Regions from separate parts of the Homo sapiens genome. Here region 2 is linked to region 1. Evidence: chromatin contacts called from ENCODE Hi-C or POLR2A ChIA-PET data. All regions are on one chromosome and are shown on one strand. Each heading gives the region's core, a stretch centred on a gene start or an enhancer-like site at or near the end of the contact. The rest is flanking DNA. Distances are from core to core; before and after follow the strand shown.

The links. Hi-C counts contacts between places; a loop is a spot of excess contacts on that map. ChIA-PET counts read pairs that join two places held with the same protein, here RNA polymerase II (POLR2A). Pooled maps may share reads with other maps.
Region 2: a map of PC-9 shows a loop between it and region 1 (13-fold over the local background). The contact joins two enhancer-like sites. A Hi-C loop is called at or near these places in 1 of 168 maps with a recorded cell type or tissue (PC-9), 1 of 37 single-sample maps with no recorded cell type and 2 of 50 pooled maps. POLR2A ChIA-PET finds 5 or more read pairs at or near these places in 1 of 52 experiments (PC-9).

Annotation. Positions count from the first base shown.
Region 1 is chr9:22,236,724-22,242,788 of GRCh38, reverse strand. No RefSeq gene overlaps it. Among named protein-coding and RNA genes, the nearest start is that of DMRTA1, 210 kb to the left of the region's middle. Within about 2 kb of position 3,893, at least 6 of the 41 ENCODE cell types and tissues checked have a DNase peak (open chromatin) inside an H3K27ac peak, as active enhancers do.
Region 2 is chr9:21,851,448-21,857,512 of GRCh38, reverse strand. It overlaps MTAP (methylthioadenosine phosphorylase), which reads right to left. Exons shown (of 8, transcript NM_002451.4): 6 at 2,643-2,882. Among named protein-coding and RNA genes, the nearest start is that of MTAP, 52 kb to the right of the region's middle. Within about 2 kb of position 2,717, at least 4 of the 41 ENCODE cell types and tissues checked have a DNase peak (open chromatin) inside an H3K27ac peak, as active enhancers do.

The DNA of each region.
Region 1 (6,065 bases), core at 2,644-5,143:
TGGGTCAAAACTCAAGAGAATGATTATTTTTACACTAAGAATTTAGTGTTTGACCCTAAGAATCTCTGGATATTGCTTTTTTCAATAGACATGTATGTTTATATTGTAAGAGCATTTCAGATCCCACCAAAGGTGGGCTATAAAAATAACAAAGAAACATGGAAATAAATAATAAGGATTATGTGAAAACATAACAAGATTTACAAAAGTTATTATAATGTAATCAGCTCAAAATCTCCTTTTTGCAATATGTGAGGATACTTTCTTACATCAACCAAACACACATCAAGATATCTTTGTTTTGTGGATACTACTACACACAATAGAAGAAATACTAGACAGGCAATGACTACAGGGGCTTTCAAAACTAGTTTCTCATTCTAAATCTAATTAGATTCATCTAGTGCACCACCTGCATTTTCTCATTTCTCACTTCTGTTGAGACAGCCCAAGTCACTATTTTGATTTAAAATTTACAAAAGAAACATTCTCTGAAGATACCTGGCAAATGGGCTCACTGATACTTCTATACCTAGAGTTTCTTAAATAGAAATGCAATCTGCAGATGCCCACCAACTTGAGTTAGAGATATATTTATAGCCCCATTTTCTTAGAGACAAGAGGAGAGTGTAGGGGTTTTCCCTTAGAGTTACACAAAAGTTTTGAAAGCATGTACTATACAAGACATTATAGTAGACAATGAAATATAAGACTGAATAAAACATAATCTCTAAACTTAAGGACCTTCATGTCTACTTGAGGAAATAAAACATATTAATTTTATTAAACATGTATTGTGTTAAGGCAATGATACTGAGTGCTAATAAAATGTGGGCTACTTTGAGAAGCATGGTCTGGTGGGGAGAAATAAATTGACAGTTTAGCATGGTAAGTGTTACAACAGAGTCATACACAGAGTAATATAAGTGTGCAATGAAGATGAGGATGAGGAAGTGGGAGAGACTTAGGCAACCAGTGGGTTGCCTAAGCTAAACCTTAAAGGATAAGTGAGAATTAGAGGTTTGCAGAGTAAAGCAGTTAGGAATTAACTAGATTGTTTTTTTAATGGAGAAAGACAATCCAGAAAGCAGAAGAGGTCCAAAAATGGGAGCTGAATGACATAGCCAAATATCTGAAAGACAGGTTTTGATAAAGGCTACTAAAATGGTATTACAAAGAACTATAAGAGTTCAGAAATAAGAGAAATTACTTCTGACTGGAAGGATCTGGGAAAGGTTAACCAAACAATTCACCAGTTAAATTGAAAAGAATCAAGCTAAATGAACAGCAATTCCAATTTTGAAAAAGCAATATTAATCACATATACAAAACCAATTTTAAAACCATGCTATAATGATTATCAAATAGGTAGTCCTGGAAATTTCAATTACCTGGGAGTTTTACAATTGCCAAGACATTGTGCCAGCCTAATACGGTAAAAGAAGGAGAAATTCAAATCCTCATGAAGCTTGATTAATACTCTGGTGCTTACGAATACCACATTTTAGCACTCCTTAATACCTTCCTTAATAGTTCACTAGTAGGTAAGGCTTAGTCACATGTCAAGAATAAGGTCTATGGAACTGCACATTATTCACTGACAAGAATCTAGAGAACAGACTTCAACTTTTTAGTCGTTCTCAGCCCACAAACTGAGGGCTTGAAAAAATCTTTTCATTGTGCAAAGATATCTGTTGTGAGGGAATTTGTACCAATGGGATTTGAACTATTATAAGTTTGCACAAAAGATATGTTAAAAACCTACACTGAATTGCCTGTTTAAGAAGAAAAATAATTTTTTGAATGGAGAAAAATGAAGATTATTTTAAGAAATCTTTCTTATAAATCAAGATTTGCTGAATTGAAACCGTCAGTAACCAAAAATAATCTGAGGCAAGGGGATTCCCCAGAGGGCTACTAAGCAAAACAAAAGTTTTGTCAAGGGAAATGTGGAGTGTGTTAAAGTGTAGAAATGAGTCATAGGGCCATTGACTTTTTTATTAGAAGGGTTGAGTTTCAGCCATTTGATACTGAATGCCCTGCATGAACCAGGCACCTTGCTAGACATTGGAAATAATGCAGATATGTCCCTATTCTCATTGAGTATACATTTCTAGTGAGGACACAGACAATAAATGAACAAATAAAATCACAAACACATGTTTAGAAATTATAATAGGAAGGAGGAGTATAAGGAGAGAGAATAAAGGAAGAGACCAAATTTAGATTAGGGTCAGAAATAATCTCTCTGATAAAGCAATATTTATGCTGATGCCAAAGGATGAATAGGAAGGAATTAGCCAGATGAAGAATAAAACATGGAGTCCAAAAAGAAGAAAACTTATGTCTAGTGTCAAAAGGTAGCAAAGAGCTCAGTGAGTTCAAAAAGAGTTTTTTAAATGAATGGGTAGGAATATAATGAGCAAGGCAACAGTGACCTAAGATAAATCTAAAGAAGTGAGTAGACTAGAGTGGCTCTTTGAGACTGAATTAAAATGTTTGAACTTTGTTACATGCAGTGAGGATCTTAGAAATCACCTTGTCTAAATTTACATTAAATGAAAAATATAGATATCAACAGCTCCCATGTCAACAAGCTGAACATGTCACTTCTTGAACCCATGATTATCAGGGAATTTACTGCTAAAATAGCCAGTTTTGATGCTGCTTATCATAACTATCAGAAACTCTGCCTAACAAGTTATTTTGTGTGATTTACCTTGATCTTATAGAACAGGTTTGTATGAAAGATCCAGGGCAAGTCAGTAGATCAGAATTACAAAGCTGTGAGATGTGGTTTGCTCCAAAGACTCAGATGAAGATGGATCAGAGTGGCATTTGCAGGGCTCTGGGTGAGGCAGTGAACACTTTTGCCCAGAAGACCACTACAGCAAGGGCCATGTCGAAGGCATGGGGTGAAGTGAGGGGAGTAGACAAGGGGTTTTAAAAATTTTTTAGTGTCTTCCAGATACTAGACACTATGTGAGTTGTCTTCAGGTTTCATATCATCATCACAACCACCTTATGAACTAAGTATAATCACCTTCATTTACAAATGAGGAAAGGAAAACTCAGATTATTAGGCCCTCGTCTCTGAGGACAGAACTGAAGTCTTTCACCACCAGCATTTGAAAAAGACCTGCCCTCTTTCCACCGATGAAGATGCTACCCAATAAAATTCAAGCCCAAACAGAATAAAGAGGTCAAAAGTTCCCTTTCACGTAAACCTTTGTCTTATCTTAGTATGACCCTCAAAATATCCACCCAAAGCAGGCTATCAATATCTGTTAATTAGTTGATGAAATGACATGATTGTGGCCATTCTGTAGTCTTTAAAAGGAGATCTATTTGTGTCAATAAACAACGAGCTCATTAAAAACTACCCATAAAACAATTAGGCCAAGGGAATTTTGTCTGATAACAGTGAAAGAAGGAAGTGAGGATTTAGCTGCAGATTCTGGAATGAGCCTGTTTATCCTCCAGGACCACAGCAGTTTTGTCTTCAGGCTTAAGATAAATCACTGTAAGTGTGAAGGTGTTCAGAAAAATAGGTTCTGCCATTGCTACTATGTCCTGAAGTTTCTTCCAGTTTGCCTTTGAAGAACACAGCCACTAAACCGCCGCTAGATGTCCTCAAAGTAAAAAAAAAAAAAAAAAAAAAATTATGGCAGAAAAGTACTTCGGCACTTTTAGGAACTACATTGACTTATTTGTCTAGATTATTTGACTCCTGAGCTCTAAGTGAGATAGAGGGATTTGGTAGTTAAACACGAACATCCGACCTCTGTAAATGAAATAGAGTTCTGTAAAGGAAAGGGCATTTTAGTAACTTCTCATTTTCATTTTAATTAGGATTTGTATTACTCTCCTTCAGGAAAGCAGGCCAAAGAGACTGAAGGAGCAATGGAAACATTATCCTCACCAACACTGACCAGTCACCTGAAGAGCACTGTGAGTGAATAACCCGTGGGGCCAGCTACTTAGCAATTTCAAATGCACAAAACCTGTGCTCTGGCCTATCTTTTAACATCAAAACAGCTGAAAAAAAAATTGAATAGTTGGATTGCGATTTCCTGAAATAGAAGCTGCAATACCTTTGGTTTTTTAGTTATGATATTAGCTAGTGAAAAAGCACAACTTAGCAAAGTATGTTCCCCAGTTAGTCTTTTAAATAAACTCAGACTTCCGTAGTCCCCATTGGTCTCTACAGGCTCAGAGGCCCATTTCCTCCTCGCCCCTTACCTTCCTTTTAGTCTCTTTTTCTTTTCCAGTCCTTTTCCCATCTTTGGTTCTTCTGTCTCTCCTCTTCATTTATTCCACTCTTTTAACAGTATCTTAGTTCACCATTTTTATACACAAAAAATCAACTTCTTGATAACAATTTTTAACATATTCAACTGAAATAATAAGCACTTGCCATGGTTTTCAAGAGTCAGGAAAAGGAAACAAAAAGAGGGGGGAAAAGAAGAATAAAGAAAGAAGAGGAATGAGAAAAAGAGAAAAAGATTAGAAAACAAGTTGTTCTATCTGTACTTGTTCGAAACTTGAGAAGAAAAATTAAGTTACAGAGAGATGGGGGTTGTGGGGGTAAGAGCTGTAGAAAGCTGTTTTCCTTCATTTTCTCTGCCTCCTGGAGCACTGGCCTCCTATATCATGTGTTAGGAATTTCTAATCTTACCACAGCCAGATGACTCATGCCCACTGACTGAGTCTTTAGACTTCTACAAAACACCTGAAAAGATAAATTTTAATTGAGAAAACAACCTCTCACTCCAGGGTATGCTTTCAAGATAGGTAGGGGGATTTTCAGCATTTATTTCCATTTTGTTCACTGAAGACTCATAGGGCTTAATCTTAATTTCAGACATAGTTGTGTCTGACAGCCAGAGACTATTTTCAGATCAAGGGATAAACTGGCATGGACTAAGACTTGCTTCTGCCTAGGAATAAAGACTGAAATGAGTCAAAGTTGTCCTGATTTGGGACACAAAGCATGAGGTTAATGTGGGGGGATACCTTGTCTCCTTGCGGGAGCTAGCTCATCAAACTACCCCTCCCCTCACTCACTTCACTAACTGATGTGGTTAACTATCACATCAAAGGGCAACTATCACATCAAAGGGCAACTCCAGGTTGCCCTTTGGGGATGTGTTGTTTATCTCCCTCAAGACCAAAGTGACTTTCTAACCAAACTCTCTGAGTGCAAGTCACTAAAAAAAAAGAAATGTGGGGTCCACAACATCTAATTCAAAGTGTGTTAACTAAACCCATAGTAATAATCATATAACAGCGTGCCTCTTCGTTTTTGTGTAAAAAACAAATAGCGAAAAAGAATCAAGGAAGTATTTTCTGAATGTATACATGGAAGCCTGGACATAGAAGTAAACCATACATACAAACAAGTAACCACCTATCCAACTTTCCCTTCCAAGGTAAAAACTAACATTAAGGGAGCACTTAGAATATCACTGAACCTGTGCTAAGAGGATCTATAAGCATTAGTTCTAAAACTCTAAACAGCTGTAAAAGGTGTAGACAATTATTTATATCTACGATCAGAAAAACTAATGCTTAGAGAAGTTTGAACTTTCTTTGAAGTGAATAGCGATTTCTTCTGACATAACTTGAACGAGGCCCTGTGCATGCCTGAGAGCCTGAGAGACCTGGGAATTAGGAAAAAACTGAACCTGAAATTAAGATGGGAAATTAGGCCTTTTATTATTTCTTGGATCTTCAGAAACTGAAATTCCCAATATGTCTCAGTGTATAGAGACAGGAAACACTCTGTGATCATCCCTGCTTTTGTCTCTTTCTTTCTTTTAGAAGATTATCCATATTCTGTTCCAGTAAACTCCATTTCCCATGGAATGAAGTCTTCCCAAAGCATCCATTAGCACAGAGCTAGTGGGCAGAGCTTCAAGGTTTGACAAAGAATGGTCAAGTCTGAAGTCTGAACTCCTTCTCTTCTGCAAGACTAACTTGCCACTGCTGGTTCCCCTTATTCTGCTGCCATAGAGACCAATTTTTAAGAGAGAAAGGCTGAAATGTTTAAGAGTAGAAAGGCT
Region 2 (6,065 bases), core at 1,468-3,967, 380 kb after region 1:
TATGCTTCGAAGAAATCCAGCATTCAGGGACACAAGGATTACATCTTTCTATTTCCTTAAGCATAGTCCAGATCCCACCCACAAACACCAAGATGTGTATAGGAAAAAATGATGAACACTGTAGCAGAGGGGAGTTTGCACTACTATGGGAACACAAAGCAGTGACAGGCTGGGTATCTGCCAGGCACATGTAAATGATATGTTTTAAGCTGAGTCTTTGAATGCAGACATGAAGCATCCAAGAAATTTGCCTTGTATTTACTCATTTCCTTATATATTTTTCCTGTGACTGGTTATTTCTGTATAGACACTGACCTCCCTTCTCTTTGTTCCAGCTGTTGGGCTTCACCCAAAATGTCCTTCCTACTGACCTTCCCAAAATAAACCCTCTCTTCAAGGTGCAGTTTAAATGCTTTTCCCTGATACTACCCACCTCTCAGGCCCCCCACTCCATCAGAGCCACCATCTGATGACCACCCTCTTACAAGCCAGCATTATACTAGCTTTTTTACATATCTCATTTGGTTTAATTCTTCCAGTAATCTTTCAAGGTCTAACTGACTAAACAATGACTAAACAACCTCCACTCCTCACCCAGAGCCCTGGCTTCATTCTACAGAAGAGTAAACAAGTGAAATAACTCGCCCAATGTGACAAGCAAATGGAGCAACTCAAATCTGAAGATGGGTTTAGAGAACTCCAAATCCTTTTTGCCATGCCAGGCTGCAACACACGATTGGCTGAAATAATGCCATCTTTCTGTGGGCCTTCCTTGTAGCATTTAACACTGTCTTCAAGCCTTTCCACTTACAGAGCTTAATTTCTCTGCTTTTCAATAAAGTAGCTCCAGCTGACTATTTCCCCAACCTCATTTGGCTACTAAAGGAAATCACTGCTGGTTCTACAAAGGAGGAGACATATGTTATTAGACTGAGCAGAAAGCCACAGGCAGGAAGCAAACCGCTCTCAGGGTGTGGCAGGGGCTGGAGTTTCCTATTAATTGGAAGCAGCTTCTTGACATTACGAGGCTGAGTTGTTCCTTAGGTTACCAAAGCTGCCAAATAAGATATTATGTTGTGACTTAATGTAATAATTTGCGAATCTCTTACATAAAAGGCATCCTAGTACTAAGCAAACAGTTTATTACACTGAAGAGTCATCATAAGGAATTCATGAAAAACAAAGAACCTGTGTTCATCTATGACCCAAAACACTGTACACATTAGATAGTAAAACAAACTCTCTAAAACGGTGGTACAATATTAGGCCTCTTTGGAGATGTCACTTACCCTAAATGTGCTCAGAAAGTCACCCCTAAATGTTTTCCTTACTTCAAAAGTGACTGCAGTTTTGTCGTCCCTTTATCTTAAAATGAGATAAATGACAGGACGAACGATCTAGTTTATTCAAGTAACACAAGGAATAAAAAGAGAAAGAGGTGAAAATTAGATTAAAAGAGACAAGAGGTAATCATTAAAATACAACATATGGATTGTAAGGGATTCTGATTTGATCAAATTGTTAAAAATTATGAGACTGAAGGAAAAAGGAATAGTCTGAATATTTGATTATATTAAGAAATTAATATCATTATTTTTGTACAATGATGGCATGGTTATAACTTAATTTTAAAAAGACCTTTTAGGAAAATATTTACTTCACAATGAGGGCAGGGGAGAAATAGGTAGGGACATACCTATCACACAAGATTGGCCATGGCTAATTGTGGAACCTAAGTGATGGGTACCTGGAATTCATTATATTCCACCCTGTACTTACACAGATGTTTAAAGTTTTGTTTTGTTTTGTTTTGGAAGCTGACCTCATTGTTCCAGTGTCCTCAAATTCCAGCTGGATCCTGCTGCCTTCCCTGCCTGAACCCCTCACTGTCCTTCCATCTGAAACCCTTACCATGGTCTGTATGGCCTGGCCCTACTGTATTGCATCCCTCCTCTCTCTCCCTTCTCCCCAGTCTCCCTCCTTTCCACTCTACTCAATCATGCCCTTCTTGCCCATCACACTTAAAACAGGAAGGCTTCTCATACTTCAAATATTTGGTCTGGTCAACTCTATTCAGTTGACCTAGTGTACCCTTGTACCTCACCATTCTATTTCTTTATAACCGTTAGCTTTCTTATATTGGTTTGCTTAACTTCTATCTCCATCCGACAGAATGTCGGCTCCTTAAGGACTTCTCTGTTTGTTGTCACATTTCTATGCTGAACAGAGTATCCAGCCACGGTACGTTAAATAGATGGATGTGAACATACAGCCCTCTCATGAGGAAAGGGTTAATAGATTTTTTTCCTTCTTGAAAACAAAAAACAGTAGCATAGCAGCAGAAATTGGCAATCAAAATACACCTTTATCCTGAAAATAAGGCCCAAGTCTTAGTATGATTCTCAACACATCTACCTGCCTACAATGTACTATTTTCACTACTGATCCTTGGGTAAAAGTGTCTCTTTCTTTCCTTTGATCTTTGTTCTTACCTTCCAATGGAACTACAGAAAATATTAACAACTTCAAAACCTTGTAGAAAGGCACTTTCTGAAACTAACGTAATAGAAACAAACAGTTAAGACACCCTATTGGCACCCAGAAACCCATGCTATATGTGCTTAGAAAAGAATTCCACCTACTGCTTCCTCGTGCTCCTTCCAGCAGTCATAATCTGTCGCCATGGCGATACTTGCGTAACAAATTCCAGCCTCCTTAGCAAGAACCACCTCTGGAACTGTGGTCATGTTGATAACATCCGCCCCCCAGGTGCGGAACATGAAGCTTTCTGCCCGGGAGCTAAAACGAGGTCCCTCGATTGTGACCATTGTCCCCTTTGAGTGGCACCGGAGTCCTAGCTTCTTAGCAGTCTCTATAAGAACCTAGAAAAGAAAAACCAGAAACTTCAAAACATACTAGCACATGCACAACTTAAGGCTGCACTTCCCCCCAATGTTTACCAAGTTGATTTCTTAAAGATGATTTGTCACTATAATAAATGCCTACTATCTGCCAGGCTCTCAGAAAAAACCTAGAGGACCACAGAAGGGTGTTTCCTGGACCCTTTCTCATTCACATAATCCTGTTTCCCCAGCCCTTTGCATGTAGAAACTAATAGCTACACAAGCAAGCACTGAGCTCTTTCTACTCGCCAGGCATTTGTTTATATGCTTTAATCTCATTTGCTTCTTAACAACTTTAAGAGACTAAGCTGGTTTGAGAATACAGACTGGAGTCTTAACTTTTAACCTCGCAGGCTAAGCTAAGGTGCCTCTCGTCGCTTATCTTCTCAAACAGGTGTGTTGAGTTCTATTTCCAGGCTTCTGAAAAGTTAATTCTCATTACTTTTAAAAATACAGAATCTGAAGACTTCTGTAAAAGCTTTTGCTGGTTAGAAAGTGATTTCTCTTTTGCCTATTGCCTTTCCACAGAGTTGTGCTGATTGTTTTTCTGTTCACAGGGATAAACATCTTGGAATTCCTTTAGTGGCAAGGCTAGGCATGGATTTTTAGAAACATCATTGAAAAGTTCGATCCTTTTCTCCAGTGTTTTATTTAATACTGCACATCTAATCTTCAAGTTATTAATTACCTTCATTTTTTCTTAGCTTATTCAATATTCCCTTTTAATTAAAAAAAAGTCTTTTCAACTTAACTGTTAACTTACTGAAGCACTGTTGAAAAATCATCTCTGTATGCCTTAGTTTTCTCAAGTGTAAATTGAGAATAATGATATCGCATAATTCAATTGTATGAGGAAGATTAAATGAACTAAGGTATATACAAGCATAGAAGCATGCCAGGTGCGCTGTAAACACTGTATGCACTAAGCTGGTCTTCTAACAATCATTAATACTGGCAGCTTCTACACATATTTGGCTAACCTTCCTGGGATACTATATAAATAAAGTGGAGTGACTCAAAGTCAAAGTCTCCAATCTGGGCAAAGTCTCACCTGCACATGTGTTCATCACATAAACAAATTAACCTATTTCCTTAAAAAATAACTTACACTATGCCACTGCAATGGGAAACAGAATTTTCACAAGAGTCTTGGCAACTCAAAATTTAGCAAGCTATGGACAATGAACAGTTGATGCTACATCATGTTTATCTTATAAATGCTGAAAATAAAATTATGCTTAATTAACACTTTTCCCTAAAAAGTATATGTTATAAATGCAAAAGCCTAAATCTCTACCCCACCCCCTTTTCCCCCCTAAAGTTAAGACATAACAAGCCCACTCCCGCTGGTTCAATAATGTCTTTAAAGATCCTGAATAACTGAACCATATGCTTGGCTAAAGTTCACAGTGCTTCTAGAGATGAATGGCTCTTGACAAGTCCTCACTGTCACTCTGGCACTTTGGGAGATAGGTACCATGCTTATGAGGAGGAGGAAGAAATGGAGGCTATGAATATATGTCAGCCACCTGAACCAGCATTTTGCATTCCTTCAAGAACAGCTAACACTATCTTAAGGCAGCAAAAAATATCAAATACAGGGTCAAGGTCCAGGTCTGAGTTTAAGATGATTTCATTTTCTTACCTCGTGTAATCACTGAACTACTAAACAGACGGATGTGGTAGTGAAAGTACCACAACCCTCACCAAGGAACTAGCAATATTAGATCACCAGCCTAAACAGATTTAATGTCAGGACTTTCATATTAACTCCTAAAATGAATAGAAGTAACACTGCTTTTGGAACACGTATTTGTACATGGTACAAAACTTAAATAGTACAAGGAAAACCACTGTCCCTTCCCAAGGGAAACCATTATTACCAGGCTTTTTTTTTTTTTTCATTTCAATAGTTTTTGGGGAGCAAGTGGTTTATTGTGATGTATATAAGTTCTTTAGTAGTGATTTCTGGGATTCTGATGCACCTGTCACCCAAGAAATGTACACTATACCCAATGTGTAGTCTTTTATCCCTGATTCTCCTCTCCCACTTCCCCCAGAGGCCCCAAAGTCCATTACATCATTTTTTTTTTTTTTTTTGAGATGGAGTCTCACTCTGTCGCCCACGCTGGAATGCATTAGTGCGATCTTGGCTCACTGCAACCTCTGCCTCACGGGTTCAAGCAGTTCTCTGGCTCAGCCTCCTGATTAGCTGGGATTACAGGCACCCGCCACCACGGCCAGCTAATTCTTTTCTTTGTATTTTAGTAGAGACCCCTTTCACCATCTTGGCCAGGCTGGTCTTGAACTCCTGACCTTGTGATCCACCCACCTCGGCCTCCCAAAGTGCTGGGATTATAGGCATGAGCCACTGCGCCCGGCCCTATTATATCATTCTTATGCCTTTGCATCCCCATAGCTTAGCTCCCACTTACAAATGAGGACATAACGATATTTAGTTTTCCATTCCCGAGTTACTTCACTGAGAATAATGGTCTCCAACTCCATCCAGGTTGCTGCAAATGCCATCATTTTGTTCTTTTTTATGGCTAAGTAGTATTCCATTGTATTAGTCAGAGTTCTCTAGAGGGACATAACTAATAAAGGGGAGTTTATTAAGTATTAACTCACATGATCACAAGGTCCCACAATGGGCCATCTGCAGGCTGAGGAGCAAGGAGAGACAGTCCAAGTTCCAAAACTGAAGAACTTGGAGTTTGATGTTGGAGGGCAGGAAGCATCCAGCATGGGAGAAAGATGTAGACTGGGGGACTAGGCTAGTCTCTCTTTTAACAATTTTCTGCCTGCTTATATCCTAGCCATGCTGGCAGCTGATTAGATTGTACCCACCCAGATTAAGGCTAGGTCAGCCTTTCCCAGCCCACTGACTCAAATGTCAATCTCCTTTGGCAACACCCTCACAGACACACCCAGGATCAATACTTTGTATCCTTCAATCCAATCAAGTTAACACTCAGTGTTAACCATCACAAGTCCACATGAATCCATACACATCTCCTGAGATCATACATAATCTTCAAATAAAGACAATAATAAGGTCATAATTACACGTAACATAATACAGCTATCCTTTGTGCAACTGGAAATGCACCAAACACCAACCCAAATACTACTACATAAAGTTAGCAATACTTAAATGTT